2 separate regions of the Homo sapiens genome follow, and region 1 is linked to region 2. A link is a loop called in an ENCODE intact Hi-C map of the cell type or tissue named here. Cell type or tissue: heart right ventricle. All regions are shown on one strand. Each heading gives the region's core, and the rest is flanking DNA. Links, peaks and the distances in the headings are about the cores only.

The links. Hi-C counts contacts between places; a loop is a spot of excess contacts. Peaks named below come from ENCODE experiments on the same cell type or tissue, not always from the same donor. Only the 100,000 strongest peaks of a DNase experiment are listed, where the experiment ranks them.
Region 1: it touches region 2 in a loop (5-fold over the local background); 17 of 110 quality-filtered maps call a loop at or near these places.

What each region holds. Positions count from the first base shown.
Region 1 is chr18:76,794,105-76,810,433 of GRCh38, reverse strand. It overlaps ZNF236-DT (ZNF236 divergent transcript), which reads left to right. Exons shown (of 3, transcript NR_040024.1): 3 at 14,776-15,702. It also overlaps the pseudogene RNU6-346P. Among named protein-coding and RNA genes, the nearest start is that of ZNF236-DT, 20 kb to the left of the region's middle. RefSeq lists a silencer at 8,109-8,158. In heart right ventricle, for the core only: CTCF peaks have their summits at 6,513 (motif pointing left), 8,020 and 8,221 (motif pointing left); DNase peaks (open chromatin) are centred at 6,503 and 8,193; H3K4me3 peaks cover 695 bases; H3K27me3 peaks cover 949 bases.
Region 2 is chr18:77,643,558-77,659,886 of GRCh38, reverse strand. No RefSeq gene overlaps it. Among named protein-coding and RNA genes, the nearest start is that of LINC01029, 340 kb to the left of the region's middle. RefSeq lists an enhancer at 651-1,612 and silencers at 8,817-8,876, 8,937-8,986. In heart right ventricle, for the core only: a CTCF peak has its summit at 8,904 (motif pointing right); a DNase peak (open chromatin) is centred at 8,896; H3K4me3 peaks cover 329 bases; H3K27me3 peaks cover 1,500 bases.

The DNA.
Region 1 (16,329 bases), core at 3,768-11,767, 850 kb after region 2:
CACCCCTGGGAAGCCGAGTTAGGTGGAGGAGATGATGGTCTCCGGCATCGCTCATCTCTGCACTCACCACTAGTGCTCAGCACCCCTGGGAAGCCGAGTTAGGTGGAGGAGATGATGGTCTCCGGCATCGCTCATCTCTGCACTCACCACTAGTGCTCAGCACCCCTGGGAAGCCGAGTTAGGTGGAGGAGATGATGGTCTCCGGCATCGCTCATCTCTGCACTCAGCACTAGTGCTCAGCACCCCTGGGAAGCCGAGTTAGGTGGAGGAGATGATGGTCTCCGGCATCGCTCATCTCTGCACTCAGCACTAGTGCTCAGCACCCCTGGGAAGCCTACAGAGATCACAAAAGTGAAAAAAGTCATTTCATCCTTAACCCAGTCCTTATCCACAATTCCCCCAAGGGCATGACAATGCCAGGGCTCCTGTTTCCTAAACTGGCCTCTGTGGGGAAAGAAGAAGAATGCTTTTCATTTGAGATTAATGGGACACATACCGTGGAATGCCATGCAGTGGGAATGGGATACAATGATGAAAAAAAGCCCACCCCCAGTCTTAAGAAACTTGCAGGTTTTGTGGGAAAGGGAGAGGCAGCAAATACTACGATACGAGGGGGAGAGGTAAGTGGAACTGGAGAGATCAACCTGTGGGCTCCCTTCCAGAGCCCGGTGACCCCAAGGACCCTGGATTTTGAAGGCTGATCAAGGGCAGTGCATGGGAGAGAACAGCGGAAAGAGATGCCTTCAGCTTCACAGGTGTTTGCTGGGGTGATAGTGGCTTCGAAAATCAAGACCCCTTGGAGACTGGAAAAAAACCTACATGCAAACAATTGCTCTGGGAGTTGTAGCAGTAAAGTCGCTTCTGCCTTTTATTGCATAATTAAAATACCTCCATGGAATAACCTTTTTTTTCTTTTTTTTTTTTTTTAGGTGGAGTCTCGCTCTGTCACCCAGGCTGGAGTGCAATGGCACGGTCTCAGCTCACTGCAACCTCTGCCTCCCAGATTCAAGCAATTCTGCCTCAACCTCCTGAGTAGCTGGGACTACAGGCACGTGTCACCACGCCCAGCTATTTTTTTTTTTTTTTTTTTTTTTTTGAGACAGAGTCTCCCTCTGTCGCCCAGGCTGGAGTGCAATGGCGCAATCTCAGCTCACTGCAAGCTCCGCCTCCCCGGTTCCCGCCATTCTCTTGCCTCAGCCTCCCGAGTAGCTGGCACTACAGGCGCCTGCCACCCATGACCGGGTAATTTTTTTTGTATTTTTTAGTAGAGACGGGGTTTCACTGTGTTAGCCAGGATGGTCTCGATCTCCTGACCTCATGATCCGCCCGCCTCGGCCTCCCAAAGTGCTGGGATTACAGGCGTGAGCCACCATGCCCGGCCTTAATAACTTTTTAAAGGATGTCAAGTTAATGGAATGTATTCTGCTTTAGAAAATAAAACTCTTAGGTTTTCAAAACTTAGCAGCCCCAGCATTACCAAGGGCCTGCCTACCGTTTACAGTATGTGAATCCTACTTCCTTTTCATGGTTGTAAGACTGGGATTTTCTGGGAGCCGACCTGCAGGAGTCCACAGGCCACCCGTTAGGACTGTGCACGCTCCTCCACAAACATGCCTGTGGGGGGATCCTTGGCTCTCTCTGCAGGGGTGCGTTGGGTGTGCACCAGCTGGGAAGGAAGGATCTGTCGGAACTGCAATCAAAGCCACGGCAGGCCTCCCAGGGTCTTACTGGTGGTGAAAACAACCAGCTTCCTCGTCCCTCCCTCAAGCATGGCAACCACCGCCCTGAGACTCAAAGATACCTGGAGGAGTGTGATCGGGCTGACCTGTTGCTCTTATCTGGAATTCTTTGAGGGTGATGGGAGATCACTTCTTTTTTTTTTTTTTTTTTTTTTTTGAGACAGGATCTTGTTTTGTCAACCAGGCTGGAGTGCAGGTTCAGGTGATTCTTCCGCCTCAGCCTCCCCAAGTAGGCTGAGTAGCTGAGAAAACAGATGCGCACCACCATGCCTGGTTAATTTTTGGATGTTTTGCAGCCATGTGGTTTCACCATGTTGTCCAGTCTGGTCTTGAACTCCTGAGCTCAAGGGATCCTCCCACCTCGGCCTCCCAAAGCATTGAGATTACAGGTATGAGCCACTGTACCCGGCTACCCAGGAGATTACTATTTTTTGGCATAAAACCAAACAAAACTATTCATTAGTTTATCCACTCAACATTGATTTATTATTCCTGACTGCAGCCAACAACATTGTGAATACTTTCCCTGCCTCAAGCTCTGTTCTAGGTCCTAGAACATTCATGACAATTTGTTTCTCTGCCCTCTGGCAGGTGAGAAAACTTTGTAAGAAGTTTCAATAGCAAAAAGTATGAGAAGATGTACAATAGATCTGGGACTATTTGTAACAAACCCGGTGGAAGATGTAGGAGCAGAGGTGGAAGGCCTTAAAGAGGGTCCTGCGCATGCCGGGCGGGCCTCCAACAGAGAAAACACACAACCTGGCCAGGCACAGTGGCTCACGCCTGTAATCCCAGCACTTTGGGAGGCCAGTGCGGGTGGATCACCTGAGGTCAGGAGTTCGAGATCAGCCTGGCCAATGTAGTGAAACCCCAGTCTCTACCAAAAATACAAAAATTAGCCGGGCTTGGCACAGGCTTGCAATCCCAGCTGAGGCAGGAGAATCGCTTGAACCTGGGAGGTGGAGGTTGCAATGAGCCAAGATCATGCTTTTGCACTCCAGCCTGGACGACAGAGTGAGACTCTGTCTCAAAACAAAATAAATAAAATAGACACGCAATCCATACCACAGCCACCAGGGTGATTGTCCAGGTTGTATTTCTGCTGACATCGACCCTTCATGCCTTCCTCTTGTTGACCCTTCCAGCTACACCTAGCTCGGTCCTCTTCGGAGCCACGCCAACACCCAGGTTCCTCTGCAGTGCATCCCCATGGGGATTTACCCGGTGATTGATTTTATTTCTTTATTTATTTTTATTATTATTATTATTTTTGAGACAGAGTTTCACTCTTGTTTCCCAGGCTGGAGTGCAGTGGCGCAATCCCAGCTCACTGCAACCTCTGCCTCCCGGGTTCAAGCGATTATCCAGTCTCAGCCTCCCGAGTAGCTGGGATTACAGATGTGTGCCACCACGCCCAGCTAATTTTTGCATTTTAGTAGAGACGGGGTTTCGCCATGTTGGCCAGGCTGGTCTCGAACTCCTGACCTCAGGTGATCTGCCCGCCTCGACCTCCCAAAGTGCTGGGATGACAGGCGTGAGCCACTGATCCGGCAGTTCTTAATCAGACAAAACTCAGCCCCAACTCCAGTAGCTGATGCAGGGGTGGAATTTCATTCTGCTTCTTCCTTACTGTTATTTTATGCAAGGGGGTGGAGCGTGTGCGTGTTGGGGACGGAAAAGTGGGAAAGGCAAATGGTCCGCTGGACCACAGTGGTCATTGTATGGGTCAGAAATCAGGTTACTCTTAGAGAAAGAAACTATTGAGAATCAACCCAAAGGGAATTAAATGAACACCTGTAAAGGAATGTGGGGACTTACTAAGCACGGGGCTGAGAAGATGCCATCAGGCAAGGGTGATTCCGATAGTCGGAGGAAGCTACTCCCTGATATAGCGAGGACTGAGGCTCACATGTCACAACCGGTCATCGTAAAGACCAGCGGTGCTGCTATACCTCCCACAGTACATAGAATAACCCCGTAAAGAATGACCTGGCTGGGGCCTGAGAGCATTGCTTTACCTGGAGGTGCAGCCAGTCAGCCAGGGGAACGAAGCAGTATTTGTGGGCTGAGCAGAGAGGGCCCTGGGCAGATCCTGGGTGTGTGCACATGAGGGCCCCGGGCAGGGCAGGGCAGAGGAGGTTGGGACACTGAGTCAGAGGTATGCTCCTGAAGGCAACCCACAAGGGGGCCAGTTCGTGGAACTGCAGGCCTGATCCTGAGCAGCATGGTGCGGAGCTGTCTGGACAGGCCTGCAGAGAAGGGCGCCTACCTTACTGAGGTCAACCACACACATCCAGTAGCCACAAGGCTGCTGTCGCAAGGCGGTGCCTGGCCTATCTTGTGATGATGTTTGTTTTTACACATAATGTTATGCTTTGCTTATGGACAAGCAATGGAGGCTGGCGAGGCTGCCCTGGGCCTGTTACACACCCAGAGGGCCCTGTGCCCACCTCAGGCCTCATTCTCTCCTGAGGAGAGAGCCCAGTGTCCGGAAGACATCCCTCCCCTCCTGTTTGTTCTCTCCTGCCCTCTCTCTGCTTCTGCTTTTAAGAAACACCTGTTGGCCAGGCGCGGCGGCTCATGTCTGTAATCCCAGTACTTTGGGAGGCTGAGGCGGGCAGATCAGGAGGTCAGGAGTTCAAGACAAGCCTGGCCAACATGGTGAAACCCCTGTCTCTACGAAAAATACAAAAATTAGCTGGGCATGGTGGCGCGTGCCTGTAGTCCCAGCTCCTCGGGAGGATGAGGTGGGAGAATCGCTTGAACCTGGGAGGCTGAGGTTGCAGTGAGCCGAGATGACACCACTGGACTCCAGCCTGGGCTATAGAACAAGACTCCCTTTAAAAAGAAAAAAAAATTCATGATCTGGAAGCCCGAGTGTAGCTAACTGGTGGACAGATGAAAGTGAAATGTGTGATGTTTCCTAAGACCCCCTAAGACTTCCCTGAGCCACGGGAGGCTCTCACGAGTGTGTAAGCCAGGGTTTTGGGGAAGGGGTGGATGTGTGTGTCTCGCATTTTCCCAGCTGCCTCTCCTTTCCCCTTCTTCCTTGCTCCCGGAGACTTCCTTGTGGATTCCTTCCCAGAACTTGGTCTGAATTCCCTAATAGACATTCTCCTAGCGGGATGAGTCCCCCTTTACAGCACTCGGGAAATGCCTGCTCCTCTAGCTGTCTCTGATCCACCTCTCCTGTCTTTCAACTAAGGCCCCCACATGCCAGACCATCGTTGGTGGACCTCGTCACCAGCATGAAGTGGGCTCTTGGAGTTGTCGACTGACTAGTTCACAATTAGTGACTCATAGCATCTCACTCATTTCCTTTTCATCAGTAGGAGGCAGCAGTCTGCACTTTTGCATCACATTTCAAAGACATCTGTGTGTTTGTTCTCGTGCAGAACACTTTGACTATTGTAACCTCTAGGTCCATGAATGACCCTCATCTTCAGTAAAAGTGGATTCACGCTGGCAAAGTCTGCTTTGTTTTATTGTGACACATGGAACATTATGGATTTTGGTGAATAAAAACTAACTTAAATTGAAGTCATTCTTGTAAAATGAAAATACATTTTTCTGCTGTTCTTAACTTTATAATATAGATACATACTATGTCTTATGAAATAGTAAATGGAAAACACGATTCAAAAAGCGCTATTTTGGTAAATAACTTGCATAAAGGGCATATGGACAACACAAGTCCACAACACAATAGACAACAGACAACACAACCTGTTACACAGGCACTCAAGTTCGTCTGCAGATTTGGTTTTCTTTTTTTTTTTTTTTTCACTCCTGATGCCCAGGCTAGAGTGCAATGGCGCGATCTTGGCTCATTGCAACCTCTGCCTCCAGGGTTCAAGCGATTCTCCTGCTTCAGCCTCCCGAGTAACTGGGATTACAGGCATGCACCACCACGCTGGGCTAATTTTGTATTTTTAATAGAAATGGGATTTCTCTGTGTTGGTCAGGCTGGTCTTGAACTCCCAACCTCAGGTGATCCGCCCGCCTTGGCCTCCCAAAGTGCTGGGATTATAGGCGTCAGCCACCAGGCACAGCCTACAGATTTGGTTTTCAATATCACTTGACATGCACAAAGTACGGGTGAACAAGCACTTTTATTCTTTTTTCTTTTTTTCTTTTTTTTTTTTTTCTTTTTGAGATGGAGTCTCGCTCTGTTGCCCAGGCTAGAGTGCAGTGGCGCAATCTTGGCTCACTGCAACCTCTGCCTCCCAGGCTCAAGAGATTCTCCCACCTCAGCCTCCCGAGCAGCTGGGATTAGGACCACCACGCCTGGCTAACTTTTGTATTTTTAGTAGAGACAGGGTTTCACCATGTTGGCCAGGCTGGTCTCAAACTCCTGACCTCAGGTGATCCTCCCGCCTCGGCCTCCCCTCAGCTGGGATTACAGGCGTGAGCCACCGTGCCTGGCCACAAGCACCTTTTTTCTTTATCTCCTATGTTTGAAATTAAAATGAAAAAAATGTATAAACCTTATTTAATTAACAAGTGATGAGTCATTTTTAGTAAATGGACCTAAATACCTTAAGAAAGCCATCAAGTGTCAAATAGAGAGATGTAAGCTACCATGGAGAGCCTTTCGGGACGTATGGAAGGAACCAGTTTGCAATGACAACATGCTGTGGGTGGTGCCTACCTACACTGAAAGATTCGGATGGGTTTTTCAGAGTGCCCTCTTCACTGTCTTCCTTCACCCAGCCCGCCTCCTCTTCCAGGACTCCGACCCACTTTCCTCCTGCGCCCTCTAGTGTCTGTCTGCTTTTCCGTTCCCCCCATTTCTACCTTAGGATTTTTCTGTGCCTTTCATTCATCCTCCGTCTGCGTCTCCCGTGGTACTGACTTCAAAACCCCTGACTGTACCGAAACTCGGTGTGAACGAGGACTGCAGTGCTGCTGGGGATGCATTCTCCATTTGTACTTGAAGAGTTACGTCAAAACCTAAACTGTAGGCCTGACAGATAATGATAATTTGTCTATGGCAAAAACATAAGCTTAACTGCCTATCCTAATATAACAGGAAGCTAAACTATTTATACTGAACTGAATTCTCCTACATTTACAACTCATAAACCTGCAGCTTCCTGGACAGGCAGCAGACACTCCCAAACTCCGCTGTGTCCTAGTATATAATACTTTCGGCCAACCTACATGTGTAACTTACATCATTTTCAGAATATGAATGCTTCAAGTGGCATATTAGACATTAATAATTTAAGCAATGAAATTAACTGATACAGAATATATAGGTAAATAATAAAAGAAGTAATTAAAAATCTTTGTTTCATCAGTTCATATTAGCTATATATGTTCTCAAGTCTCAAAGAAAAGGTATTATTTCAAAGCAACTTAAAAAATATTTAAAAATTAGCACCCTATAGTTCTCATTTAATAAGTTAAATGGGTAATTAATTGGCATTTTATTTCAATAGAAGCTTATTTCAAAAAGCTTTCTACAGAGTTATTTTGTGTAAAATGGTAATTATGCCCACAATTTTCTAAATGAAGCTTGCAGAAAGGGCTCATTTTTGCCATAAACATAATTTTCATTGATGTTTCCCTTAAAGACAAATGTTTCCTTCACTGAAATAGACTTTTGGAAATTGTTTAATTATTTTTACCTTGGCAATTATGTCACCTTCCTTGAATATCCTCATTAATTACATTGCCACTGGTACCTCTGAAGTATTTGGTGTTTTCTTAAGTTCTTTAAGCTCTTTATTTTATTTTATTTTATTTATTTATTTTTTGAGACAGTCTCGCTCTGTCGCTCAGGCTGGAATGCAGCGGCCTGATCCCGGCTCCCTGCAACCTCTGCCTCCCGGGTTCATGTAATTCTCCTGCCTCAGCCTCCGGAGTAGCTGGGATTACAGGCTCGCACCACCAAGCCCGGCTAATTTTGGTATTTTTAGTAGAGACAGGTTTTGCCATGTTGCCCGGGCTGGTCTCAAACTCCTGACTGCAAGTGACCCGCCTGCCTGGGCCTAAGTTCTTTAAGATCTTAATGTAGAGTCTGAAAAGAGGGTTTCAGTCTGGGATTAAGTGCCTTTTTTTTTTTTTTTTTTTTTTTTTGCGACGGAGTCTCCTGCCTCAGCCTCCCTAGTAGCTGGGACTACAGGCGCGCACCACCATGCCCAGCTAAGTTTTTGTATTTTTAGTAGGGATAGGATTTCGCCATGTTGGCCAGGATGTTCTCAAACTCCCAACCTCAGGTGATCCGCCCACCTCGGCCTCCTGAAGTGCTGGGATAACACGTGTGAGCCACCGCTCCCGGCCAAGTGCCAATTACTTAATATTCCTAACTTTTTAACATATCCTAAAATACAACTCCACACCCAAGTTCAGGCGCTCGCGGATGGTCTTTTGTTGGCCGCACTCCTCCCTCCGGCTCTGCTCCAGCCCAGCCCCAGCCTCCTACCCTGGGGGCACCGCTGTCCCGCGGCCGAAGAAGCTGCGCCGCACCGGCCTCTGCCGCCACCTGGCGCCCGGCCGGGGCACGACGCACTGGACACCTTCCTAATAATATGAGCCGCACGCTCCCGTGGGGCACCCCTGACCCTCGCGGCCGCGCGTCTCAGCGCCCCTTCCGTGGGCTGCGGGTCTCACCCCCCAATCCCACTCCCACGTGGGCCCAGGTTCCTTCCGGGTTGAAAGCAGGGAACCTGCAGAGCTCACTCATCCTAAAAACGACCTTAATCCTGCTAGCCTCCAGGAGCCCCGCACCCTGCTCGCCCTGGCCCCGGGGAGGGCACCCCATCCCGCCACCCCACACCCCAGAGCCGACTCAGGGCTAAATCCTCCCCTTAGCTCCGTCAGGGCCCTGAATGACCCCCCCGCACACCCGTGCGCACTTCCCCTGGGCTGGCCTGACCCCCATACCTGCAGCCCCTTCTTTGCCCAGTCCCTCAGCTGCTCTCAAAGCCAGTGTCCTCAAGACTGCGCCTGTCACGGTCGTGCGTGGTCCCCACGCAGTCGGCGCCTAGACCTATCCTACTGGATCGCCCAGAGGCCTCAACGGAAGGCTGTGCTTTCTTTTTTCTTCTTTGGGGGGCGAGGGAGGCAGGGAGAGGGGTCTCGCTCTGTCGCTCAGGCTGGAGTGCTGTGGCGCGATCTCGGCTCACTGCAACCTCTGCCTCCCGGGTTCAAGCAGTTTCCTGCCTCAGCCTCCCAAGTAGCTGGGACTACAGGGCCCCGCCATCACACCCAGCTAATGTTTTTAGAGATGGGGTTTCGTCATGTTGGCTAGGCAGGTCTTGAACTCCTGACCTCAAGTTATCCTCCCGCCTCAGCCTCCCAAAGTGCTGAGATTACAGGCATGAGCCACTGCTCCGGCACTTAAAATCCACTTTTCATTACACATCACAATAGAATTGAGAAATGGTTTGTTCTTGTTATGTAGAATAAGAGATGACACTTCAAAATGATGATTTTTAAAAATTTTCGCTCAGCTCATGGGGCACCCACTTATTGAGCTTTTTATCTTTCCAATTTGCTTCAAATGCCAAACGACCATTGAATGGCCAACGTTGAGTTCTTTGGCAACTTCTCCTGTAGCGTAAGAGGATCAGCTTTGATGACTGCCCTCAATTGATCACTGTCAACTTCTGAAGGCCGGCATCTATTGGCAAAACTTCTCGAACCACCACTGCACTGTGTGTGCCCTAGCAGTTTCTGGGCCAAATGAATTGTTGATGTTGCCAGTTGTCTCTTCTGCATTTTGACCTCAAATAAGAAAATTGCTCAAATTTGCTTTTTGTCTAACATCATTTCCATAGTCTAAAATAAACGTAAAATAAACAGCAAGTAATGTCATTAGCAAAAAAAATAAAGCGAGAAATGCCCGTTAAAATGATGTATGACATATTTATTTAAGAACATATTCCAATATCAAACAGCAAATTCCAACAATGCAAAAACCACAATTACTTTTGCATTCACCTAAAATTGGAACGATACAGAGAAGACTAGCATGGCCCCTTAAAAAAAAATACATAAACTGCAGAAGGGATTATTTTATGTAGTCTAATTTGTTTTGTTTGTTTGTTTAGACCTAAGTATTGGCCAGTTTTTCATCCTTACATTTTTGTGTGTCTGACCTTCATCTGGCATCATCTTCCTTCTGCCTGATATACAGGTATATTTTTTACAAGTTTTCTTAGTGAGGATGTCTAGTGGCAAACACTCATTTTTTTTAACTGAAAATGTCTTTATCTTACCCTAATTCTTTTTTTTTTTTTTTTTTTTTTGAGACTAGATCTCACTCTGTTGCCCAGGTTGGAGTGCAGTGGCACAATCATAGCCTAGTATCCTCCATCTCCTGGGCTCAAGTTATCCTTCTGCCTCAGCCTCCCAAGTAGCTGGAACTACAGGCATGCACTGCCATGCCCAGCTAACGTTTTAAAAATTTTATTAGAGACAAGGTCTCACTATGTTGCCCACGCTGGTCATGAACTCTTGAGCTCAAGCTCCCCGCCTCCCAAAGTGCTGGGATTACAGGTGTGAGCCACTGCACCCGTATTTTGCTCTAATTCTTTTTTTTTTTTTTTTTTTTTTTGAGATGGAGTTTTGCTCTCGTCAGCCAGGCTGGAGTGCAATGGTGCGATCTCGGCTCACTGCAACCTCCACCTCCTGGGTTCAAGCACTTCTCCTGCCTCAGCCTCCCGAGTAGCTGGGATTACAGGCACGCACCACAACACCTGGCTAATTTTTTTTGTATTTTTAGTAGAGATGGGGTTTCACCATGTTGGTCAGGCTGGTCTTGAACTCGTGACCTCAGGTGATCCGCTTGCCTTGACCTCCCAAAGTGCTAGGATTACAGGCAAGAGCCACCACGCCCGGCGCTCTAAATATTAAAATATATTTTTTTTCTACATATAGTATTTTAGGTACACAATTATTTTCTTTTGAGCCCACTAACAATATTCCATTTTTAGCTCTGCCTCTGTTGTGGGTGATGAAAATAGATAATCTTTGTTCATTTGGACATCTCCATCGTCTTCAGTGGCTGCCTTGGAGGCTTCTCTTAGTTGTTGGTGCTTGATAACTCATTATGGTGCCTAACTGTGGGTTCTTTTTATTTATTCCATTTACTTATTCATTAGAAATTCTCAAGAATTATAATAATAATAATTATTATTATTATTATTATTATTATTATTTTGAGACAAAGTCTCACTCTGTTGCCCCAGGCTGGAGTACAATGGCGTGATCTTAGCTCACTGCAACCTCCGCCTCCCAAGTTCAAGCGATTCTCCTGCCTCAGCCTCCTGAATAGCTGGGATTACAGGTGCCCGCCACTACGCCCGGCTAATTTTTGTATTTTTAGTAGAGACAGGTTTTCACCATGTTGGTCAGGCTGGTCTCAAACTCCCAACCTCAGGTGATCCACCCGCCTCAGCCTCCCAAAGTGCTGGGATTACAGGCATGAGCCACCACACCTTGCCTCTCAGAAATTATTTCTGAGGAATCATCTTAGAAACATTTCTACAAATATAATCTTAGCCTTATTCTTTCTCTTTCCTCTGAAATTCCAACACCCATATGACAGGCCTTGTCATTGTATTCTCCAAGTTTCTGAACTTTTTTTTCATATTTTCTCTTTTTCTCTCTATACTGCATTCTGGGTAACTTTATTAGATTTATTTTGTAATTCACCAATTTTATCTTTTACTATGTCTTCCGTTAAACCTCTCCATTTGCTCTGATGATTTAATTATTTTTTGTCTTTGTAATTTGGTCCTTTCTCATATGTGCTTGGTCAATATTTTTCGATTTTTTAATTCTAAAATTAACAAACATACACAAAAAGTTTGAGTGGATCACCTGAGATCAGGAGTTCAAGAGCAGCCTGACCAATATGGTGAAACCCCGTCTCTACTAAAAATACAGAATTAGCCAGGTGTGGTGATGGGTGCCTGTAATCCCAGCTACTTGGGAGGCTGAGGCAGCAGAATTGCTTGAACCTGGGAGGCAGAAGTTGCAGTGAGCCAAGATCACGCGCCACTACACCCCAGCCTGGGCAACAACAGTGAGACTCCATCTCAAAAAAAAAAAAAAAAAAAAAGAAAGAAAGAAAAGAAAAGAAAGAAAGAAAGAAATGTATTTTCTACAAATAAAGAGTTTTACTTTTTCCCCAAAACTGGAGCCTTTAATTTCTTTGTCTTGCTTTATTGCACTGGCTAAAACCTCTAGTATAATGATAGATAGAAATGGTAACAGGAAATATTTGTTTTGCTTTCCTGCTATTAGAAAGAAAAATGAGTCTTTGACCATTAATTATTATACTGGCTGTAGTTTTTTTTATAGAAGCCCTTTATCCTACTGAAGACATGCCCTTCCTTTCCTAGTTTGTGAGTGTTTCTATCATGCATGAATGCTGGATTTGCTAAAATTGTGTTAAGAAGTTTTGCATTCATATTCATGAGGGCTCTCAGCCTGTTCTTTTGTTGTTGTCTTTCTTGGAACATGTTTTTTGGGTCTTTGTATCAGGGTAACACTGGTCTCTGAATTGGGAAGTATTTCTCTCTCTTGATTCTTACCAAACACACACTTTTCAAGTCATAGAAACGATGTTTCAGCTTTTGAATTTGTTGCTGTTCCTACCTTTTGTTCTCAGCTGCCAAGGATGAAACACCAGCAGATAGGGTGCAAGCTATGCAAGGGTGATGAAGAAGGAAAAAGGTTGGCATCGATCATTTGCTACCAGACACTGTTACAGGTTGTTGTTGTTGTTGTTGTTGTTTATTGAGACAGAGTCTCATTCTGTTGCCCAGGCTGGAGTGCAGTGGCATGGTCTCAGTTCACTGCAACCTCTGCCTCCCGGGCTCAAGCGAGTCTCCTGCCTCAGCCTCCCAAGTAGCTGAGACTACAGGCATGTACCACCACGCCTGGCTAATTTTTGTATTTTTAGTAGAGTTGGGGTTTCATCATGTTGGCCGGGTTGGTCTTGAACTCCTGACCTCAAGCAATCCACGTGCCTTGGTCTCCCAAAGTGCTGGGATTACAGGCATGAGCCATAGCACCCGGCCTGTTACATATTTAATCTCTTTTCATTGTCTCACAATTTCTTGAAGAGTGTACGATGACTCCCATTTTACAAGTTTGTTAAGAGAGGTTAAATATTCGCCTAAAATGACACAGTAAGTCTTGGAGTTGGGATGGAAAAGCAGCCTCAGGGCCTCTAGAGGCCTTGCATTCTTTCTTACACCAGGTAAGCAGAGTGAAGAATATACCTAGTAGTTCAGGAAACTGTGATCTAGAATTTAACTTGAGTTCACTCCAGAGTTGTTTAATTTCACAGATTCCAAATTAAACTAAATCCTGACACTGGCCTGAAGTTTGAAAATCAAGTTTAGCCTAAAGCTGCCTCCTAACATATTTTAAGTTCGGCCTAAAGATTTCTCTCTACGTCTTGTGAACTATATAGCATGTGGACATGTAAACAGACCATAGCCTACACCTGTTTTGGCCAATCAAATGTATCCAACTGCTTGAACTGTGTTTTTTTGTTTGTTTTGTTTTGTTTGTTTGTTGACAGTTTCACTCTTGTTGCCCAGGCTGGAGTGCAATGGCATTATCTTGGCTCACCACAACCTCCGCCTCCTGGGTTCAAGTGATTCTCCTGCCTCAGCCTCCCAAGTAGCTGGGATTACAGGTGTGCACCACCACACCCGGCTAATTTTGTATTTTTAATAGAGATGGGATTTCTCCATGTTGGTGAGGCTGGCCTCGAACTCCCAACCTCAGCTGATCCACCCACCTCAGCCTCCCAAAGTGCTGGGAATACAGGCATGAGCCACCTCGCCCAGCCTGAACTATGTTTAAATAAGGCAAATGCTGAGTTGTAACCAATCTGGCTGTTTCTGTACCTCACTTCCATTTTCTGTACATCTCTTTCCTTTTTCCGTCCATAAATCTTCCACCATGCAGACGCACTGGAATCTCTGCGAACCTGTTGTGATTCCGTGGGCTGCCTGATTCGCAAATTGTTCATTGCTCAATTAAACTCCTTTAAATTTAATTCGGCTGAAGTTTTTCCTTTATCAAGTTGAAACTGTCTGGAGTAGTTCCAGGGGTAAACAGTTAACTTAGTTTAGCACCTAAGCAAATAGAAATAATATGATAGTGAAAATAATACTAATAACAACTTATAATAACTAGATAAATCAAATGTTTGCTAAATCCAATCTGAAATTTGTAGCGATACCAGGCAACCTCATCTCATGACTTTCTAGGAAGCACTTGGCAGCCCAAGAAAGTGGACACAGTTCCACATGACAGGGATCATTGAAGGGATCATGTGAGGACCAGCAAGGAACTGATGGGGGCTGGGGGTGAGGGGCTGGGGGGATGTTAGGTTGCTAACAAGAGCGTGATTTCAAAAAGCACAGTCAGCTGCTCTGAAATAAGGACAGTGTTATTCAAATGTAACCTCCCAGTGGATTCACCTTGCCTGCTGCCTAGACAGAGTCAATTTATCAAGACAGGGGGATTGCAATAGAGACAGAGTAATTCATGCAGAGCCGGCTGGGCAGGAGACTAGAGTTTCATTATTACACAAATCAGTTTCCCGAGAGCATTCGGGGAGCAGAATTTTTAAGGACAACTTGGTGGGTAGGGGGAAGTCAGTGAGCCGGCAGTGCTGATTGGTCAGAGATGAAATTAAAGGGAGACAGAGCTGTCTTCTTGCACTGAGTCAGTTCCTGGGTGGGGTACCACAAGATCACATGAGCCAGTTTATCAATCTGGGTGGTGCCAGCTTGAGTGCAGGGTCTGTAAAATATCTCAAGCACTGATCTTAGGAGCAGCTTAGGGAGGGTCAGAATCTTGTAGCCTCTAGCTGCATGACTCCTAAACTATAATTTTCTTTCTTTCTTTCCTTCTTTCCTTCCTTCCTTCCTTTCCTTCCTTTCCCTCCCTCCTTTCCCTCCCTCCCTCCTTCCTTCCTTCTGCATGACTCCTAAACTATAATTTCCCCTCCCCTCCCCTCCCTTCCCTTCCCTTCCCTTCTCTTTTCTTTCAACAGAGTTTTGCTCTTGTCGCCCAGGCTACAGGACAACAGTGGCGTTATCTCCGCTCACTGCAACCTCCGCCTCCCAAGTTCAAGCAATTCTCCTGCCTCAGCCTCCCACCACCACACCTGGCTAATTTTTGGATTTTTAGTAGAGATGGGGTTTCACCATGTTGGCCAGGCTGGTCTCAAACTCCTGCCTCAACCTCCCAAAGTGCTGGGATTACAGGTGTGAGCCACCACGCCCAGCTGTTTAATCTCTTTTTAATAAAATATTTCATTGTTATCATTGGATTCTCACAGCACCATTTGAGGTATACGAGCGGTGTTAGTCCAATTTTAACACACGTGCTCAACTCGTGGAAAATGAACAGCAGAGCTGTTCTCCAGAGATGTTCAGATCTGCAGCCCAGGGCTTTTTTCTGTATGACCTTTACCCACAACAGCTCCGACTCCAATTTTTTGAGTTTATACCTGGATCCTACACCACCCTTCTCCAGCCCTGTGGTCCTTGACATTGTTTCTTTATTCATCTGCACCAAGGACTGAGGCAGAAGTAACAATCTGTTTCAACAACATCTACATTCAGAACATACTAGAAGATACAGCACACTTCTTACACGGATCAGCAATTCAGAAATGTTCTCTTCTCATTTTATTGCTTAGAGCTTCACGTTGGTGGGAAGCTTGTTTGGTCATAAAAAGAACTGCCAAGCACAGATACGCTATGACCCTGCAGGTTCCTGGGGAGAGGCAACACATCTTCATTGGAGAGGACAGTTGAATATGTCTCCTCTGACACAACTACACAGACCCCTTTCCAAGCTCTGCAGCCATCCTCCCCACCTAATGAAATAAAATGTAGATTTCTGTTGTTTAATTGCACCTAATAAATCTTTTTTTTCTTTCAACCACTTTGAATAAACATATATTGTCAATCAATCTTTTGAGTTTCCACTTCTATAAAACATTCTGGGGCAGTGTACAGTACAAACTTCAGTGACGTAAACTACCATTTGGAAGTACGATCTATGTGTGTATTTCCACTTAAATAAGTAAGAACCCATAATGTGTTCCATCGTCCATGGAAATGTTACCCTGTAGCAATTTTCCAGGCCTCCTAGCCTTCAGCCTTGACTAATGGCTTCAGTTCATTCTTCCAGAAAATTAAAGAGGCTGTTGTCATTCTGTGGTGGATACAAAGTTAGATAATTTTTCTCCCGAAAAGATAAAACACAAAAACATTCTTATATTTGGAGGCAGGAAAACCTCATCTGTTCAATTCCTCCCAGAAAATGAGAAGTTTAATGCAAGCTGAGCCTTCCTACCAGCCAATTAACTTCACCTGCCCTGGGGGACAGGAAGAAGCAGCATGGACTATTTCCCTTCCACAAACCCACTCCTCCTGATCACTTTACTTTCATTAATGTATTTACTTTAGAGACAGGATCTCACTCTGCTGCCCAGGCCGCAGTGCAGTGATGTGAGCATAGCTCACTGCAGCCTTTAACTTTAGGGCTCAAGCCATCCTCCCACCTCAGCCTCCCAAGCGTGGGGATTACATGCATA
Region 2 (16,329 bases), core at 4,611-12,610:
ATAGAAACAAGCAGATTTCAGGCCATTTCCTAGAAGGCAAGTTTTAAAAATGTATATATGTATATAACAGAACTAGAAACCCAGAAAGAGGAGGCTTTAGATGAGAAATGTGAGCTAAGCTGAGACTTAAATCAGGAGGGGGCAGAGGTGACTGTCAGTGAAATGCTTTATTCTAAGCACAGCCTGCCGGACCTGAGCACCATCCCCATTCCTTCCAGCCATAGAAGCTGGCTAGGAAGAGGAATTACTGAAGTGGATGTTGTGGTCACCACTCAGATTCTCCCTTAGGAGTGAGGCACTAACCCTCAGCTTCCCGGGCGATGGCTGTCAAAGTTGCCAGCTAAGTCTCTTAGAGTTGCCCTTGGCTGAGGGGTCATCCTGTCCACACAACGCATCCCACGAGGCCTCCCAGCATCCATGGGTAGTGCCTTTGCTTCATGCTGGGCATCCTGAAGGGCCATTCCAGCCTCAGAGCTCCTCAGGGGCCTCGGTCACCTCACAACTCAATTCCTTCTTCTGCTCAAAACTGCTTCCCCCAGTCCCTGAAAGGTGCTCTCTCAGCAGCATCCTCAGTAAACCTCCGGCATGCAAGTCTCCCTCTGAGAGTGTTTCCCAGGAAGCCCAAATTACCATGCAAGATGGTAACAGTCAACACCCCTGGCTGCAGCACTGTGGGAATTTTCAGGACATTAGGCTGCTGGGACCTGGCCGCTGCCTTTGTATAGCACATGTGTTGAATCCCTCTTAATCTGCTGTAATGCTTGTCCCCAGGACTTGCACAGAAAGATGATTGTAAGGAAGACATCTCCACCCCATGACTTAGAAATCAAGGGGCACTGAAGAAACTAGGCAATGCAGGACAGCAGCCATCTGCAGGAGGGAGGTCCCTCTGCATGAGCTCACAGCACTTGAGCCATCTGGAGGAGGGAGGTCCCTCTGCATGAGCTCACAGCACTTGAGCCATCTGGAGGAGGGAGGTCCCTCTGCATGAGCTCACAGCACTTGGGTCTTTGGTCTTCAGAAACTGCTATCAGTTGCTCTCTGTTGGTGAGGTGGTGACCGTGAGGCACTGCCCAGATGCCCCTTCAGGAAGTCCCCCAACTCCTTCGGTGCTGCTTCCCTCCTCACACTGGGCCTTCCTGGGGCAGCCCCCGCCAGCATGGGGCTACACAGATTGGACCCTTTCTGGAACTTGGGGCACCCCGGGGCTCCCCATTGGCTTGGCTGAGCCTCCTTTGAGATTGCATCATAGTTCAACCTGTCCCTTTCCCCAGCCCTATATGCTTCCCTTCCCTCCCTTCCCCCGGGGTGGACTGCAGGAACTTCCCTAATTAATGTCCTGTGTGCTGACCCCTGCCTGCAAGGCAGTTCCAGGGATCTCAAACTGGAGGGGTAGTGACGTCACTTCTTGATAAACAATTGGCACCGTTCCACGGAAAGCTCCAGGAGGATTAGGCTCCCCTAGCTCCAGCGTTGAAGTGAGTCAACCTCATGCCATCTTCTGTGGACACCACGGTGTTCCCAGGAGTGACAGCAGTGACGGATCCAGCCCTTCCCCTGCAGGTACTCACCCAGGCCTACAGGCCTCCCACGGACAGGGAAAGATGCTTTCAACACGGGCAGAGAACTGTTGATGCTTCAAGTCTCTGCCATCTGAGCGGAACGTGTTGGGGGCGGAGATTAACCTGTCATCAGTTGCGTTCTGGCATCTTCCCCTAAACAGAGCTCGGGGTGTGCTGAGTCTCCATCCTTCCCCCAGCGCCGCCTCCTCCGTGTGTCCTGTCAGGGAGATGAGGTGACTTTGTGTTTCTTCGCAGCTATGGGGAGATGAGGAGGGAATCGCCGGGTGTTGCGTCTTCCCTGTGCACCTGGGCCCTTAATCGTTGATGCTGCAGAGTGGCAGGGCACCAGAGCCCACCACAAGCCCCCGTGGAATCTACTGAGCTGAGGCCCCTCCAGCTCAGGTGTGCAGTGTGTGGTCTGAAGCCAGCCCTTCAGTCCCTGGCCCTGCTGCCCGATCCCAGGCTTCAGACATGTGGGGGATCCTCCCTCCGCCGGCCCCAGAGCGCTCGGTGAGGCCAGCGGCCCGCGGACTCTGTCTCCTGTGCTCCAGTCTGGCTTCTGCCTCCAGGCGACCACGGCACAAACCAGAAACGGTGGCTGAGGGCGGTCTGCAGCCTCCTGAGTGGTTTCCTGGGGGCACTGATCTGCGCTGGCCGCTCCGGGCTTCTCCACCTGGGCTCTTCCCAGAGCCTCCCTGAGTGGCGCTGAGGCCCGGGCACCTGAGTCATCCCTTCCTCCTTTAAACCTCTTTCCCGCGTTCCTGGCCAGAGGGGTAGCCTGGGCTTCGCTTACCCTCTTTCGTGTCATTAGGACTGCATTCCTTACCTAACATGATCCTGTCCTTATAAAATGCCAGATCCTTTTCCCTCCAGAAACCGGTACCATGACCTACTTTCAAGGTGCAAGAGGGAAAGAAGAAATGTACAAATAAAGGAGCAAAAACCTATAGTTACTGCAAAATTAAGACACATTCTATTCATGTTTAATGTGGAGGAATTTCAAAAATCTATAGTTACTGCAAAATTAAGACACATCTATTCATGTTAATATAGAGGAATTTTAAGGAGAAAAAATAAAATAGATCATAATACCACCTTCTCTGGCTCCTAGTCTGAATGAATTCTTCTTGGATGCTCCAAATTAAATATCAAAATTTTCTATTTCAGGCACTCCTCAGTATGGCTTATGGAAATACTGTGGGATATTGAAAACAAGGAAACTCCTCACCAAGAGAATTACTTTCTCTCTTCATAAATGAACCATGCGCTGTGCACAACACAAGTGGTGTGAATAGAGCCACCTGGCCCTGACTCTTTAGAGAAGATCTGTTAATAGAAAAGCACATTTTCTGAAATGATCCATGTGTAGGAACGTGCCAGGAGCCTGGGACTAAGAGCACAATCTCTGAGTCCCACAGCCCCTACTGGGGGCTCCATCCCCAGCACTGCAAGAATGGGAACATAGATCCATGTAGACAACTGTGTCCTGAAGAAGTGCACACAAACAGACCAGCACCCCAAATTCAGGATGGCTTGGGCTGCATTTAGGGGTTCAGTGGTCACTCGTGCTGCATTTGGGAGTGTGTACTTCCTTCATGTATGGCTGATGGAGATGAGGAAATGTTGTCATCCTATGATCTGTAGGATGGATTCATTTTAAAAGGTGCTCAGAGCTATCTCGGCAGGCCTTGCCATCTCTCAGAGGTGATGAGAAGGTGCTGGGGAATGTGTAATCCCAACACATGTGTCTCCTGAGACAACACGTTAGGTGTTAGGAAGCTTAAGACGGCCCTCAAGGGGAGGCAATTCTGCAGGAATGCCCTGGTAAGAACCAGTTCCTCCGAACCTCCGTGAAAAGTGTCCTACATGGTGTCTCCACATCATATGACCAGGGCACCCCCAAAGCAGAATGGCCCTCAACAGCAATGGGAACCCACACCCCCAGAGCCCTTGCACCTGCAGAGGTCAAAGGTTACCTGGTATTCAAGGCCCCAGTTGACTGATCAGGATGTTCCCGGTAAGAGTGTCTTTTCTGACCCTCCCCAGAACTAGGTTTTACACACAAATTCAAGTTTTGAAGATTTATAGACGAGAGATGATATAATATCTGGGCCACAACAGAAAAAAGCATAAGCAGCCAGGCATGGTGGCTCATGCCTTTAATCCCAACACTTTGGGAGGCCAAGGCGGGAGAATTGCTTGAGCCCAGGAGTTTGAGACCAGCCTGGGCAACATAGTAAGGCCCCGTCTCCACAAAAAATACACAAAAAGCTTAGCCAGGCATGGTGGCACGTGCTTTTGTCCCAGTTAGTCAAGGGGCTGAGGTGGGAGAATCCTTTGAACCCAGGACTTTGAGTCTGCCGTGAGCCATGTTCATGCCACTGTCCTCCAGCCTGGACAACAAAGCAAAACCCTGTTCCCCCACCAAAAAAAAAACCATGAGCTCTCTAGAAGGAAACCACCTGATGCTGAGGATGGTATAAATTGCTCATCAAACAGAACTCCTGGTTGTGGAATTGTTCATCATGGAAAAGCCCTGAGGATGTTGCACAGAGAGCCCCTTCCCTTGTGCCCATTCACCACAAACTATTTTATGTGTCTACTCTAGCTCCAGTCTCAATGTCACAGGGCCAGTGCCCACAGCAGCACTCAGGGCGTCATCATCAACTAGAGTCAACAAGGGACACAGAGGCCTCATCCACTGACTGAGCCAGGGTTGCAGGGGCTTCCCAGGCATGCGCCATGCTGTGGACTGAATTATCTCCCCAGGATTTGCATATGGAAGCCTAACCTTCAGTATGATGGTGTTTGGAGATGAATCCTTTGGGAGGTGATGAGAGTGAGATGAGGTCATGAAGGAAGGGTGAGGTTAGTGTCTTTCTGATAGGAGACTCCAGGGCATGCCCTCTCTCTGTCTCTCCACCAAGGGAGGGCACAGTGAGACAGTAGCATCTGCAAGCTGGGAAGCCATGGTGGATTTAACTGGCTGTGGAGGTGGAAGTGGCTTTAACTGGATGTGGAGGCGGAGGATTTTTATGACTCTGGGTTTAATGGTTCTAGCACAAAGTGGAAGAGGTCATGAGGCCAAAATGTTGGCGTTTTGTCTGCTAAACTCAATGGTAGACCCTGGTCTTCCAAGTGGCCCATTGGAAGAGCCTTCAGCCCACATCCTTCGCTGACTGAACGCAGGTGCATTTGCTGCCTTCTGCTGCTGGAACACCTGCTGCAAACCCCTGCTGGCCTGAAACAACACAAATGCATGATCTCCCGTGATGGAGGCCAGAAGTCTGAAATGGAACTCATGGGCTGGTACTCAGATGTCAGCAGGCTGCTCCTTCTGGGGGCTCAGGAGAGCCCCCAGCCCCTCCCCTTCTCCAGCTCCTGGAGGCCACCTGGACTCCTCAGCCAGAAGCGCAGTCAATGCAACCGATTGGCATCTTCAATCTCTCTTTGGCTGCAGCCCTCAGCCTCTCTTTCCATGTTTAAAGGGTCCCATGGGTATATTGGGTCCATGTGGATAATCCCCCTAAATTAACACCAGCCTATTAGCATAATTAATTCTACCCCCTTTGCAAGCTGACATCATCATATTCATTGTTTCTGGGGATGACGTTGTGAGCATCTCTGGTGGGAGAAGGAGAAGCATTATTCTGCCAGCCACTGTAAGATGGTCAGGAAATGGGGCCGAACTGGTGGCAACCAGGGAGTATCCACAGTTTCCCCTGTGTGATGAGAGGGAGAGCGGCTCACTGTGGAAAAAAAGGAAAGCCAGAGAAGCCTCTTCATCAACCCACAGATTCAGCCAAACTCACGAAGCAGTGGGGCCACTCCAGAAGGCACCAGGGCATCCGGAGCCAGGAGGTAGCATCATCTGTCAGTGCCAGTGGCACAACCGGACAGGAAGCCCCTCTTCTTGCCTTTGCCTCTTGCCACCTGCTGGGAGAATTTAGTGCTTATTCATCTTAGGGTTGGAGGAGAAAGAAGGGACTCTAGGGAGGTTTACTCAGAATACAATCCAGTTTGGGGGCCAGTGATGGAAGCACACATTCCCAGTGCAGCATTGGGATAGGGCAGTTTACTTAGGGCTTTTTAATTGATATATCGGGATTCAGCTGACCCTTCTCTGCAGTGCCTCCCACACCGTGGCCTTGTGACAGGCAGCCCACCATGTAAGACCCAGAGATTTTGACAGGGCCCATGTTTAGGAGGGTGATGCTTCTCCATCCACGCCTCGCTGTGCAGGGCACCTGTCCCTGCCTGGGTAGCAGTGGGGTTTGTGCACCTCAGCTTCGGGCACCGAGAATAACCTCTCAGGGCTCCCTGTGAACCTGGGCACGTCACCCAGCCTCGGAAGGTCATGGGTCCTGGGGTGACCCCGACACATGATCCCTTTCAGATGCCAGGGTCAAATCATGGTAGCCCCACACCCCAGCCAAGCGTGTCAAAGCGGGCGTGGGGCCAGTGAGGTGGGAGCAGGAATCTGATCAGGAGCTTTGGGGAAGTGTTTCTCACGTCCAAGAAAAAAACTGAGACTCTTCTTTGCGTCTGGGTATTTTCTCATCTGGTTGTGGCCCTTAGAAAGGCTGCATCTAACCGGCTACAAGTCTTCGGGTGTAGCCAGCACACATGGGGATGTGGGACCGGGAGACACAGGGAACAGAGACAAAAGCCACATCACTGTCCCTGGAACCCACGGCTTGTTGTTCAGTTAAAACAACAACAACAAGACGTGTGTGTGAGTGAAGTTGTTATATGACTGATGTGATGGCCTTCCCGTTCCTATCGATCAGGCATCCTGACTGACACGATACCCAAGCTCGTTGAAAATTATTCCAGAAATCTGAATATATGTTATAGGTATAATGTATTCTTAGCTAATGCATTATTACAAACTAATCTCCTCATTGCTATGTTAGATCATGAAAAATGGCAGGATGTTAAAACATACAGGATTTGAGTCTCTTTATCTTAAATATTCATAAATAAACTATTTTCTATGAAACTGTAAATTGCATCAAAAAGAAATATAAAGCCAATATGTGTATATCTTGTTGGGGGTGGGGGTGAAGAAGTAATCACAGTTTATTTCCACTAAAGTTTTAGGTTACTATACCTAAAGTTGGTTTACCTGAGTTCTATCAAGGAATAAATTTTACTTGTTACAAAAAAAGTTACAAAATGTTACATTTTTAAATAAAATTATAATAATTATTTCAAAACACATAATGATGAAAATCCAAAAATCAATCCTATTTATAAAACTATTGAAGTCTTGATATCTAAGATCTGACAAGACCAACATTAATTACGAGTAGACATGTAACAATTATAAATAAAATATTGAATGAGCCTCATAGGATATTAAAATAATAACATAAAACATCTTAATTTTGGGAATGTAAGACTGATTTAATAGCCTAATAGAATATATCTGTTGATCAAAAATAATATCCGTAAGAGTAGATAATCTAAAGATATTCGATAAAGTTCTGTATTATTTCTAAAATAAGCCTATTGTTTAGAGATAAAGGATTATTCTTTCTGTAATCAAAGATGCTCATTTTAAACAAACGGTAATGTTACATTTATAATAAATTAATATGTTTTACATCAGAAACATTGCAAATACACTTTATAAAATATAGAGGAAAAGATTATTATTGATAATCCCATGGCTGAATTCACTACTGCTTCATTTTCCTTCTTTATTTTACTTTACATTGCTGTAATCATATCATATTTATAAATCTTTACTTTTGTTTCACTTAAAGTATGTCATCAGCATTTCCAAGGGATAAAATAATCCTTACACACGTCAGTGCAATGGTTGCATAAGGTTCTCCTAGTGGTCTACCAGATGTAAGTAAACATTACTACCTCCAATTGACTGATGTGGGATCTCAGAGAGTTCAACTGGCTGGTCAGTGGTCCCCTCTGCATACCACAGCTGCACCAGGACCAGTCCACGAAAAGCTGAGGCACTCCCAGCACAGCCTCACAAGCTTACGGCAACTACTTAAAGACATTCTTGAGGCCTCTCTTAACTTGTGTTACCTAGCTTATCCTTGTGCTATGATTTTATCCTTGTGCTATAATGTTATCCTTGTGCTGTGATATTTTAGGAGTAAATCTGTTTGGACTTGGCATTCTCCATGTATGTTCCTATTACCTTTTCAGAGGATAAAATTTATGAGTTATACCTAGACTGTAGATTACAGAAGTTCTAATATCCATTCAACACCCAGAGGTTACAGACAGGATGATGATGAGCAAGTAGGTTTATTAATTAAATATATATATGTAACATGTCAGATCTCTGAGTATACTACTTATTTGTGTATCTCTTTTATGTATGAAGTGCTTCAGTTGACACATTCTTGTGACCTTCTTGTGGGTGGAGAAATTCCAGTAAGAACCAGGTCTATTTCATGGTGTCTATAAACAGAACTTGAAGCCTCTGCAGCATTAACTTTTTTTTTTTTTTTTTTTTTTCTTTTTTTGCTGGTGTAGACCCACTTGTGGATTTTTCCAGACTACATCAAGGGTTCTCTCTGAAGAATAGCCTCATGTGTTCACCCTTCCTGCGTGTCCTCACCCAAGGGGGCAACACCTGGTCTCAGCAGGCTCAGGATAAGCCTGTCCGTCGGCCTCCCGGCGTCTGCGTCTGCGTCTGCCTCTGCCTGGTCAGGGAGCAGCAGGAGCCGGGTAAGTGAGGCAGGCAGGCCTGGGGGTCTCCTCGGGTGGGCAGCGTGCCGGGCACACCAAGGGGTTTCTCCCTCCTTCCCCACCTAGGTCACCTGGCTTGGCGGGATGATGACTTACACTAACAACTAAAGGCATGAATAATAAGTCGTAGCTAATATTTATTGATTATGGATGATGTCTAGGCTGTTTAGGTTTCTGATCACATTTAATCCCCACAAACCCCTGTAAGACAAGCATTATTATTATCTCTATTTCACAAATGAGAGCAACAAGGCTGGGAGGGGGTTTGAAACTCGTCTTAGCTTTCAATGATGCAACAATGAATTAAACCAGGTGCACCTGGCGCCAAACCCATGCTCGTCACCATGCTCCTCACTACGGTTGCTCCTTGCAACCAATTTCTGTATATATTTTTTAATAATAATAAGAAGAACAAACAAAAAATCAAATGCAAGCCATGGAATTTTCAATGTTTCTTAATAAAAACTAAAGCGAAGGCTTCAAATCCCCCGTAGTCTGTAACTGTGACTAAAATGTGTGGCTGAGCCCCAGGGAGAAAGCGTCCAGCTGCTCGCGGTCCCGGCTTCTTCCCGGGTCTCCTCCCGCCGCGGCAGCGGGCAGTGCTCCCGGGAGGCCAGCAGGGGGCAGTGCTGGCGCGTGTCGGGAGAGGAGCCGAGGGCATGGCCGGCAGCTGGGAGCCTCGGCCCGCGTCCTGCAGGGTCCTGACGCAGGAACCGTGTGCTCTCCACACAAACATTGGGAAGGAAAGTACGGCGGTTAATTTGCAAAAAAAGGTTTCTCTCTTCCTCTGTATAGAGATATTGATATGTACATGTGTCTCTATCTATGTAGACATGAGGATGGATGGATGGATGGACGAATAAATGCATGGATGGACGGATAAATGGATAAATGGGTGATAAATGGATAGATGGATGGATGGATCGGTGGGGGGAATGGATGGGTGGGTGGATGGATGGATGGATGGATGGATGGGTGGGGGGAATGGATGGGTGGGTGGGTAGATGGATGGATGGATTGGTGGGGGGAATGTATGGGTGGGTAGATGGATGGATGGGTAGGTGGGTTCATGGATGGATGGATGGATGGATGGATGGATGGTGGATGAATGGGTGGGTAGATGAATGGATGGGTGGATGGATGAACACATGGGTGGGTGGGTGAATGGATGGGTGGAGGGATGGATGGATGGATGGATGGATGGATGAATAGATGGGTGGAGGGTGGGAGGAAGGGAAAGATGGATAGGTGGGTGGATAGGTAGGTGGGTGAGCGGATGAATGGATTGATAGATGGGTGGGTGGGTGGATGGGTGGGGGGGATGGAGGATGGGTGGGTGGAAGGGTAGGGGGGACGAGTGGGTGGGTGGATAGATGGATAGATGGATGGATGGATGGATGGATGGATGAATAGATGGATGGATGAATGGGTGGGTGGGTGGGTGGATTGTGTCTTTCTATGCATGTCTATAAAGGAAGATATACAGAGACTTAGGTAGGTAGGTAGAGTAGTGAGAGATTGGATCGTGGCTAAATTTAGGGGACTTTTTAAAGACTTATTTTAGACATGGTAATTTAAACATTTTAAGTCAACATAGATTTTAGATTTGTATTGTGCAGTTATTTTTTATTGACTCACCTTTTCCTACCCTCTCAATGAAATATGAATGACAATAGAATAAGGCATGTAAAGTTATAATACTGCTGGAAATCAGCAGTATTGATGCATGATTACCCAGGTACAATGACACAATTCCACTAGTCAAACCTAAGTAACACTGGGTCGGGACGTCAGGCTGAAAGGTGAAGGGGTGACTCCCACTTCCTCTGTATTGACCTAGCCTAGAGATGTTGGCTTTTCTCTGGCAGGAAGGGAAGACCCCAGCACCTCACAGAGCAGGTGCTTCTCCTCAGCTGACTGCCTCTGTCTCCCTCTTTAAGATGGCCCATCACAAGCCTGCAGCAGTCCATTCCAGCTAACAGCAGAGTGGACAAAAGAGTCATACCTGCATTTTGCCGGGTGCCCTGTCTCACGCCTGTAATCCCAGCACTTTGGGAGGCCGAGGTGGGCGGATCACGAGGTCAGGAGATTGAGACCATCCTGGCTAACATGGTGAAACCCCGTCTCTACTAAAAAATACAAAAAATTAGCCGGGCGTGGTGGCAGGCACCTGTAGTCCCAGCTCCTCGGGAGTCTGAGGCAGGAGAATGAATGGCGTGAACCCAGGAGCCGGAGCTTGCAGTGAGCCGAGATCGAGCCACTGCACTCCAGCCTAGGCGACAGAACGAGACTCCGTCTCAAAAAAAGAAGAAAAAAAAAAAAGAGTCATACCTGCGTTTTAGGATGGCCTCGGGGAAAGGCAGGCATCCAGACTACCATGACTGTGGGCCGTGTGCCTCCACAGATCCCCGCCTTAAGCTCGACGAGTTCCAACAACCACCAAACCGATGGTAAGAAGGGAGAACCGGACTCACTCACCCAGCCAGTGGGCAACAGTGGCCAACTTCTCCTCCCTCAAAACTCAGTTAACAGAAAATCAAGTAACAATGCATAAAGAGAGTGGTAGGAGAAATAAAGAAAATCAGAGTAAAGATGAAAACATACATTTCAAAATGGACTCTGTGGAAAACAAAATTCAATTTAATTGGATAAAATGTAATATTGCAAGTACTTCTTAAGGAGCTAGCATGAGCCTGGCAGCATTCAGCACACTGGGCATAAAGAGGCACCAAAACCACAGCCGAGCTCTTGCGGACCTGATATTCTCACAGAGGGAGCCAAAACATCATTAAAAAAGCGAATGTGTCAAATAGTGTCAAATGCTAAGAACAAAAGAAGAACAGAATGTGTGTGGCCCTGAGCTAGAGGAGTGGTCAGCAGGCAAATGGTAAAACATGCTTGGGTTGTGTTTTAATTAACAGGCAGAAACCTGAGCTCTGTGAAGGCCGAGGAAGAATGAGGTGCTGCAGTCGCAGGCATGTGGGGCCCAGCCAGGTGCAGGCAGAGGTGGGGAGGAGCGCTGCCCAGAACCGAGGCTCGGAAACTCACCATGTGCGTTCTGATTGAAGCAACCAGTCCTGTAGAAGGAAAATCAGCAATGAAGGCATGCTTGAGAATCTCCAAATGCAATAAATGCAAGAAGAAAATAAGATAAAAATTATGAGAAATGAAATACCTAAGTAAAAGGCAAAATATTGAAGAAAAAAAGATTTTGATGAATGTCTTTAACTTTTGAGATTTAAAAAATACCTACACTCTAGCCAAGAAAATGAGTTTACTTATAAAGAAATAAAAATGAGAATGGCTTTTTGGCCTTCTCCTGTCAATATGAAACTAGGTGTATCAGTAATCGATGCCTCTGCTGGCTGCCTTACAAACAACCCCAACACAGCACCTCAATCACGATCATTCACTTAACTTACAATGTGGGAGTTGAAGAAGCACTGCCAGCTGCTTTTTATTTAAAGTCACTCAATGAAACCGCGGCCAGACTTTACAGAGGTCTGCTGGTCATCTGGAAGGCTGAAGCGTCCTTCATGCACCTACCTGTGACCCAGGCAGGTAAACTCAAACAGCTGAGGGTCCCTGGGCCTGCCCCCCACTTCTTAATCTTTATCTGTCTATCTGTTTCTTTATCTTCTCTGTCTGTATCTCCCTCTCTCAAACTGCATCTGTCTCTGTATCTTTGTCTCTCTGTCTCTATCTTCTCCATTTATCTGAATCTCTATGTCTCTCTCTCTCTCTCTCTCTCTCTCTCTCACTTTGCCACATGACAGCTTCGTGGAAGCCAGCAGGAGGCACCCCCTGCCAGTATTGCGAAGGCACCCGTGTCCGTGTCCAGAAGGGAGTCTTCAGGAGCTCCACGGGGTTTTCTACCCAAGCTCGGAAGTGATGCTGCATTCACCTGTGCACCTGTCACAGGGGTCAGTCCAGGCAGGACCACCTCTCCATAGGGGGAGAGTCACAGCACGCTGGACATGTTGTAGACACACAATAGGTAGAGTTACGGCCTCTTTGAGGGAGCAGAGGCTTGAGTCAAGAAAGCCATATTCACCATTTTGTGGTTGAACAAAGAAGGGGGGGCAGCCCCCTCCCACCCAAAATTGACATCCAGACTAATGATGCCCCTGGCTCAGGTGGTCTGAGAGGCTGAGTTCTTGGTACCTCAGCAGTTGGAGCACCAGTATTCTTTTTTTCAAAATTGTAGTTAATTGAAAGTGTTGAAAATGTTGAATGTTTGTAACCATAACTTTTGCAACTTTGAAAAGAAATATACATATTTTTAAAGAAGAATTCTATAAAAGGTAATTTGAAAAATAAGTTATTAAAATACTGATATTATCAATGTTGACATCATCAAGAACTTTTTAGATTAAGTGAATATGCAACAGTAATAATAACTGCTTGTGTTTAATATTCAGATACTATTATAAAGAAACATTTTTATTTTGCTCAAATTTACATGAATATATACTTTTTTAAGTACATAAAATTTTAATGTTTTAGCACTTTCTTTTATTCTCAGCTGGATATTCTAGTTTGGATAATAAATTACACAGTTACTGCTGTGACGGGGCATTAGCCCAGCGTCAAACATGTGCTGCTCTTTGATTGATGTTTCGTGTGTCGGACTTCCATGAGAAACTCACAGGCTGACACAGTGACTGGACTGAGGCTCACCTGGGACACTCCTGGTCCTTCAGCCATAATACTCTTAGGAACTCTGATTCTCAAAGTAAAGTAGAAATATACAATGTACAAAGGAATTATTTTTAATGAGTGGGATTTCCCTTCTGGGGAGATGGGATATGCATCCTTTTCCCTCTTCCTCCCACTGAGCATAATGAATAATCTTGAACATTATGAGTAGAACAAGCATTAGACAGCTCAGAAGGCAGACTGGCTGGGGCCTCAGGATGCAAGAATGGCACAGAGGTGAGTTCTTGGACTCACCTCAGGGCAGAGGACTCCAGCAATATAGAAATGCTAACAGGCACAAAGAAAGCCCTGGCAGAAGAAAGGAGCAGCCTACCCAGACAGAAAACTTAGACAGTACCCACTCGACTCCAGCCACAACACATGCAAAACACTGCTGCCCTTCCCCATCCACACAAGCCAGATGGGGCCCCAGACTCTCACCCCCACCTGGCAGTAACAAGCCATCAGTCACTTCTAAGCCAGAGCAGTATCAAAGGAACCAGCTGCAACAGAAGGTTCCAGTGAGATAAGTAAGACCCAGAGTCTTCTGACATAGTACGAAATGTGCACCTCTTTCAATAGAAAATCCCTGTCATGCCAAGAAGCAGCAAGATCACAAAGTGGATGAAACAAGGCAAGCCATAGATGCCAACATCCAGCATAGAGGTGCTATCATAGAGTGACCTCACAGGGACTTAAAGCAGCCACAGTAAAGATACTTCAAGGGCAATGGCAAACATAATTGAAACAAATGAAAAAACACAAAGCCTCAGCAAAGAAATTGAAATCCTCAAGAAAGAAATAGAAAATACAAGGAAGTAAACAAATTTTGGACTGAAAAATCAAATAATAAAACAAGTTTGGATATTTGCAAGGACAATGATGACAGTCATGAATTAAGGATTGATGAGTATGATGGATTCTGTGCTACTGAAGCCCCCCAAAAGAAATAAATATATATGCCCACCCATCTTTGAATTCCATAAAAGGAAATTTCTAGAAAAGTATTTTTGAAATCTCTACATTTGGAAAGTTATTTCAAATTCTCCTCCCAATAAAAGATGTGTTATTTAGTGGAATAGCAGCAAGTTTTCAGGATGATGTTAATGTTCCCTTTCATTTTGTACACGTGCCAAAATGCATCAGTACGTAATCATCAGCCTTCCAAACTGTGTTCACACATTTCCCGTGCTAATATTTCACCCACATAACTTCATTTCCCTGCCTTTGATTCTTGCAATAACACATCTAGCACTTGTGAGCATGCACCGTCAGGCTGAAAAAGAGGCTTGTATCCTGTTAGGCATTACTGAATATTGGAATAGCCTCCTAATGCCTTTCCGCCCTTCCGAAAAAATCCACTCCTATTTATCCAGCACTGGTTTGGACATGAAATGTCCTCAATTAAATATTATTAACGTCTCAGTTCCTAAATAATGAATTTACATTTTCTGGTACTCTTTTGCCTTTAAAGCCCCTTTGACAGGCATTGTCTCGTGTTTTGGCCACAGACACTATGGGGTGGGGAAGATGAGTGTTATCACACATGCTAGCAGGTGAAAAGATTGAGGCTAAGATTTCATATCTGCCATTGTTTAGCTACATCACTAACCAATGTCAGATCCAGCCCAGAAAGTTATTGTTTTGAGTTTGGGGCAATGCTTTTTTCCAAATTTTTATACTTCCTTCTTATTCTTTATCTAAGCAAGCAAGAGCCCACCTTCTGCCCCTGACTAGACCCGGCTATGTGGCACGATTCCAGTGGGATTCACTTTCTGCCCCATCCACGGGTCTTGGCCTTTCTCACCTCCACCCATGTACTCAGGCCTTGTCATCTGCCTGGGATGCTTCCTGCCTTCTCTTTGTCTCTTTAAATCCTGCTCTGCAAAACATAGTTCAAATGCTCTTTCCTTCAGAAAGCCTTTCAGAGCTACTCTTATGAGCTACTAAGGCAATTAATTTTAAAGGAATTCACTCACCAATAAGCTTAAAAACAGATGTTGAGGTGTTTTGATATTTCACTCATCAGGTATTTATAGCTTGCTTCCCAGAATCAATTATAAGCTTTTTTTCAGTGGAAATATTCTTGAATTTTCCTTGAATTCTCACAGTGACCATAATATATAATAAAATAACATAGATGTGAACATAATATATAATAAAAGAACAAAATACCAGTGAGAATTTTATTTCCATGTCAAATAAAATCAACAAAGATTCTATTTGACATGGAAATAAAATTCTCACTGATAATACAATGTTCTAATAAAATGCTATAGAGCTTTATTTTAAGAATTCTCTTCTAAAACTTTCTGAGAATAGATGATGACTTGATGCATTTATCTAGAAGACGAAACACAGGTATTTCTTTTGAACAATGTAATAATTTAAAATGTAGGTTTAAGCTGACGTTTGTACCCAAAATGCCACTGTTAGAAATTGAGCCGTGGGTAATCTTACACAAGGTTGTTGCAGGAAGTTTCCAGCAGATGACTGTGAACAAATTGAGAGATGAGACAAAATGAAGTTCCGTGAGTCCAAAATATTACCTGAATGACAGGTCAAGGCTATAGCAGTAGGATGAGCCTAGCATGAGAGTAAAGCAGAATCCCAAGTAAAGCTCTGACCCAGGTCCAACCTTCCGGCCATCACAGGGAGTGTCTGGGAACCCATCCATTGAAGTGGAGGACAGAAATGGGTCCTGCTCATTAAGCTTTCTCCCTGAATCATGCCCAGTTATATACCCCCTATGTAAATGAAAAAAAAAAAACAAAACAGTAGACTTCTCAAAAATAGTGTAGCCTTACTAGATTGACCTTCTAAAATCAATCACTTTAGCTGTTGTATGCCAAATGGCTCCTAAGGAGGGAAAGAAGCAAAGAGATGATTTTGGAGGGGTGGTCAGAGTCCAAACAGAAATGATGGTGGCTTGGGCTAGATTGCACAGAGAATCTATGCAGAAAAGCTTAGATTCAGACATGTGAACTCAAGATATGAGATGAAGAGAAATATTTATTTGAGATGCATATTTTTCAAGATAATTTCTAGGTTTTTGACTGAAATAGCTAGGTGGACACCATGTTAACTGAGTTGTTGTCAGTTTGGGAAAATGTGTAAAAATCACAAGCTATGTCCTTGCAGACCTTGTGTCAATTCCCTCTTTTTATAAATGCAGCACCTGGGACACACTGGTAACAAATAACTTACCCACAGCAACACAACAGCAGAAATAAAACTGAGTCATCCATGGCTCCCTTTGCAATCTTTCCAGTACTAGACCTTTCTTAAAACTAGCTTTGAAAAGGCTGGGGGTGGTAGCTCATGCCTGTAATCCCAGCATTTT